2 separate regions of the Homo sapiens genome follow, and region 1 is linked to region 2. Evidence: chromatin loops called from intact Hi-C (ENCODE). Cell type or tissue: PC-9. All regions are shown on one strand.

Evidence for each region. Hi-C counts contacts between places; a loop is a spot of excess contacts. Peaks named below come from ENCODE experiments on the same cell type or tissue, not always from the same donor. Only the 100,000 strongest peaks of a DNase experiment are listed, where the experiment ranks them.
Region 1: it touches region 2 in a loop (5-fold over the local background); 7 of 110 quality-filtered maps call a loop at or near these places.

The regions. Positions count from the first base shown.
Region 1 is chr14:76,385,969-76,388,468 of GRCh38, forward strand. All of the region lies in intron 1 of ESRRB (estrogen related receptor beta), which reads left to right. Among named protein-coding and RNA genes, the nearest start is that of ESRRB, 11 kb to the left of the region's middle. RefSeq lists an enhancer at 533-1,033 and a silencer at 1,233-1,332. In PC-9, CTCF peaks have their summits at 1,381 (motif pointing left) and 1,583; a DNase peak (open chromatin) is centred at 1,353; H3K27me3 peaks cover 2,332 bases.
Region 2 is chr14:75,984,593-75,987,092 of GRCh38, forward strand. IFT43 (intraflagellar transport 43) reads left to right here and starts at 1,171. Exons shown (of 9, transcript NM_001102564.3): 1 at 1,171-1,248. The coding sequence starts at 1,195. RefSeq lists an enhancer at 824-1,325 and a silencer at 1,152-1,461. In PC-9, no CTCF peak of the experiment used is centred here; a DNase peak (open chromatin) is centred at 1,179; H3K4me3 peaks cover 1,938 bases.

The sequences.
Region 1 (2,500 bases), 400 kb after region 2:
TAGGTGTGCATTAAATGTCCAGTGTTATTAATTTTTTGATGTTATCTTTGGGGCATTACTTTTTATTCCTTTGACATAATCTCACAATTATAGTCTTCCCTACAGTGAGACTGGGGTGCTTGAACTGACTACTTTGTTTAATGTGATCAATATGGCTCGCGTGTCAATATGTAACACAAGGGGATTAAAGAAGGAATTACAGTTTGGGATGGAGAGGATGAATAGGAAATTTTCCTCTGAACGAATCCCTATATTTTCAGTAGGGCTGTCCAGTAAAATACAGGATACCCAGTTAAATGTGAATTTTACATAAATGTGAGTATCTTTTTTTGTATAAGTAAATCCTATGCAATGCTTGTTAAATCTGGCAACCCTATCTACCCATGACTGTTTTTCTTAAAATAGTCTGATAAGAAACACATTGCTCTTATTTTTTTTCTGCTTTTGACCAAGCCCGAAAGATTAATTCTAGGTTCGGTTTTTTAATTTTTTTTTTTTTTTTTTTTGCGACAGAGTCTCACTCTGTCACCCAGTCTGGAGTGCAGTGACACGATCTCGGCTCACTGTAACCTCTGCCTCCCGGGTTCAAGCGATTCTCCTGCCTCAGCCTCCTGAGTAGCTGGGACTACAGGTGTGTGCCACCACACCTGGGTACTAATTATTTTGTATTTTTAGTAGAGACGGGGTTTCACCATGTTGGCCAGGTTGGTCTCAAACTCCTGACTTCAGGTGATCTGCCTGCCTCTGCCTCCAAATGACCATCTTTAACATTTTACCAATATGAATGTGTTAGGCTGGCCGTGCCCTTAGATATGGCAGTGGGTAAGTTCCCTCGACCAGATATATTGATAGAGTTACAATTAAGTAAATAAATCTGCTGAATGAGGTCTCCTAACAGCACCCAGGGCTACTGAATTTTGCCTTAGGGAGGAACAGGGTAAGTCAAGTCTTTTTGGGAACCTGTCTGTGCCTGATGTTTCCCTGACAAACGGGTTGGGGTGCTGGACTGCCAGAACCTGAGACCCCAGAAACTGGAAGTTACCCTTGCCCCACCCTGGAGGCCAAAGCAGCAGCTCTCCCTACCTCCCCACACAAGGACAGGAGGCTGACCCTTGTGAGGGTCTCCCAGGAGGCTGAGGGGAAGCAGCCCAAATCAGTGTTAGGTGGTGGATCAGGGAGGGTTAGGACTCCAAACCTGAAGCAGAGCTAGTTGAGAGCATGGATGAACCGGGTCTCGCCAACAGGGTACCAGCGGACCCCAGCTTCCCCTCATTCACCTCTCAGAACAGCACAGTCGCACAGCCTTGGTAAACACAACCATTGTTTTAAGCCTGATGCCCTCACAGCCCCGGGTACGGGGAATGGAAGAGCTCTAGAGCCCCCTACAGGCACTCACTGGCACTGCACCCCATGGGTGACAGTTCTGCAACAGAGCCTTCCCTTGGTGGGGTGTATGGAGAATCCCAGGGGGTGAGCCTTCAGAAGCTCAGGGGTGAGCTCAGGACCCTGGCTTTAGAAAGCAGCTCTGGTTTTCACCTTTCCGAGCCCTGCTCCATGCAATTTAGCACTGCAGCTGCCTTGTAGTGTGGTATTCCTCCCAAGCCCCACCATGCATGCATGCACACCTACACACCACACACTCACTGCCTCCGTGGCTTGCCTGACCTCCAGACGGGCTGGAAAGTGCTCAGGTCTGATTCAGTTTGAGGAATGACCTCCAGCTGCTGAATATGCAGAAGCCGTGCAGCCAGCACCATTTTCAGAGCCAGATACTGGTGTTCAGATGCTCTTCTCCAAGCCACCTAATTCTCTGGGGAATCATTTTAGGATTTGATGTAAGAAAAGTGTCTGAGGGGGGATAGGAGAGCTAAATATAAAGTGTAAGGCCAGAGATGGGCGATTGTAATAGTAATAGTTGTAGTAATTGACATTTATTGAGCATTTACTGTGTGTCAGGCTTTGTCCTAAGAATATTTCATGTATGAAATCATCACTTCCTCACAACAATCCTAGGAAGTAGGTATTATTATCATCCCCCATTTCACAGGTAAAGAAACTGAGGTACAGAGACGTTAAGTCATTTGCCCAAGGTCACACAGCTGACAAAGCTGGGATTTGCACAGAGGCTGTCTGGGTGTGTGCCTGCACTCCTCACCCCGATGTTATGTGTCGCTCATTGCATCTAGAATTTCAGCTTTCTTTCATTCTTTTTTTTTTTTTTTTTTTTTGAGATGGAGTCTCACTCTGTGGCCCAGGCTGGAGTGCAGTGGCGCAATCTCGGCTCACTGCGCGCTCTGCCTCCCAGGTTCACGCCGTTCTCCTGCCTCGGCCTCCCAAGTAGCTGGGACTATAGGCGCCTGCCACCATGCCTGGCTAATTTTTTGTATTTTTAGTAGAGAAGGGGCTTCACTGTTCATCCTGTTAGCCAGGATGGTTCTGATCTCCTGACCTCGTGATCCATCTGCCTCAGCCTCCCAAAGTGCTGGGATTACAGGCGTGA
Region 2 (2,500 bases):
GAGAGCTAAGATGAGAACACAGCTCTTCTGATATCCAGGCCAGTGCTCTTGCTGTCACAGGCATGCTAACACACAGTCCTATCCAGTAACATGTGTGACTGAACTGAGTGATTTACTGGATATTTAAGAAATGCTTGCAATGAGGTTTCAGGGGTGCTACTCCCACTTCCGAATCCTTGCTTTTAACCTGTGTCCATCCAGGCCTTCCCCTCAACATAATACTGGAATGTTGTTTGCTTTCAGGGCTATCAGCCCATCTCCTATGGATCTCAGCCAACCAGTGTCAGGGACCTGGCCAGTGATATTGACTTGGAGATCTCATATGAAGAGTCAACAAAGACGCAACTTAAATGCCCCATTAGGCTGGGAATTTGTGGTACATCTCCCTCTGCCAGCCTAGGAGAATGGCTGGCACCCAGTAGTATGTGCTGGAGATAAATACTCCAGTAATGTCTGGTGTCAGAAGGGCATTTGGCTCTGCTGCTTGGCACTTAGGTGATTTTCCTCAAGCCCCTTCTTTGTACCTCAGTGTGCTTTATTGTTGTGTTAGAGATACTACTGCTACTCACTTTGCGGGATTATTGGGATTTAATGAGATATTGAATATTTGTACTTTTGAAAGTTATTACTACTCAGCTATTTGATGTGTTGATTCAGCCTCTCTGTAAACTTCTTGAAGGCAGAGATTATGTATATTGCAGTTTCCATAATTCATGGTAAACCATTTATTACACCTGATTCCCTGTTTTCTCATCTGTCAAATGGAAACAATACCACTTATCTTGCTTCCCACACAAGGTTGTTAATGCCCCTCACGTTAAGCCAATAACTGTGACGGCCTTCTGTACCTTGCAAAGAGCTGTACAAGTGGGAGGCATCAGTATAGCAGTAGTAGTGCTTTGCACTTAATATATTGATATATTTAAACAGAGCTACAAATACAGACAGTTCCTAACGACCAAATTATTTTACCGTCTCGCAGGAGCAGCGTTGGCGAGTTTTAATAACCGGAGGTTGCTTCCAGATGTCAAGCAAGGCAGATTTAAGAAAGATTCGGTAGTTTGGAGGATGGCACACAGAATCCAGGAACCATGCTGCGTACCCTTTAAAAATTGGGGTGGAGGGGCGGGGCTGTTAGCAGGGACGCGTCTGGGCCAGTCGGTTTCCAGGAAGTGACGTCAGGCGGCCGCGGAGATGGAGGATTTGCTCGACTTGGACGAGGAGCTTCGCTACAGCTTGGCTACCTCCGTGAGGACCAATTCGGGGGCCTTGGGGGCCAGGATTTGGCGGGTGGGGAGGAGCGACCCCGCCGGCCCCGACTTCTCTGAGGCGACTCAGGGCGGCAGGCCTCGCGCCGCGCCGGGTGAGGCCCAGAAGGAGGCAGCCTCACCGCCCCGCCCCCAGGCCACTGTGGGCTCCGCCGCTGCTGGCCTGGGGTTTGCTTTCTTTAAAATCCTCAGAAAGTAGAAAACACCCTGTCCCCGCCGGCGTCTAGGACCGTGGGAAATTTCCGAGCCTTTCTCCGTTTTCTAGAGCCCCGAGTGCGAACTTCCCCAGAACAGATCGATCACAGGGTGATAGGGGAGCCCCGGCCGGGGTCGCACTCGCTCCCATCCTAGAGTTTTTCCTTTGGGACACCTCGTCGCAGAAGTTCCTGCAAAAGCCGCACTGTTTTATGCATGGAAGGGAGGCAGGCAGGGACGGCCTTTCTTCCCGGTAATCCCCGTGGGGAGGTGGGAGTTAACCTCAGTTACCTCAGTAGTTAAGGAAACCAAGACCGATTTGTAACGTGAGGGAGTGATTAGGTGCTCAGGCACTGAGGCCAGATGGAGCATAGAGCTGTTGCCTGGGTTCAAAAAAAAAAAAAAAACCTAAAAAACGATTTAACCTTTCCGAGCCTTGGTTTCCTTATGCCTAGAATGGAGGTGTTACAGTGAAAAGGAAATGCAACAATACATGGGAAGCGTGTAACTCAGTGCTTGGCATATGTTATCACGGAAGAGGTCAGAAGAGGTTAGCTACTGCTGCCTATGAGGCTGTGGTTTACCCAGCGTTATAGTTAGTAAATAATGGAGCTAGATTCAAGACCCAAGTTCAGTGTCTACCTTCCTCCTTTGTAACCCCCATCAGGCCTTTTTATCTTTAAAACTGGTTAGGATCGCACTTACTAAAAGATTGGGCCCCAGAGCAAGTCTTTAGTGTCTGCTGTGAAATCTCTAAGTGTTTTGAAGGTCACCAGGCCTGCTGATACGTGAATGTTTTTTAGTACCTGGGGATGTGAATGTAGTTATTCATTCATTCAACAAATATTTATTGAGCCCCTACTGTGTATCAGGCAGTGTCCTAGGTGCTGGAGATACAGCAATGAATAAAGCAAAGTTCCTGCCCTCATGTGATTATGTTGTAGTGGGAGAAGATGGGCAATAAATAGACTACATTTAACATACACAAAAATCAGGCAGTAAAGAAGTTTTTCTACCCTATGGATCTATACAGGGTC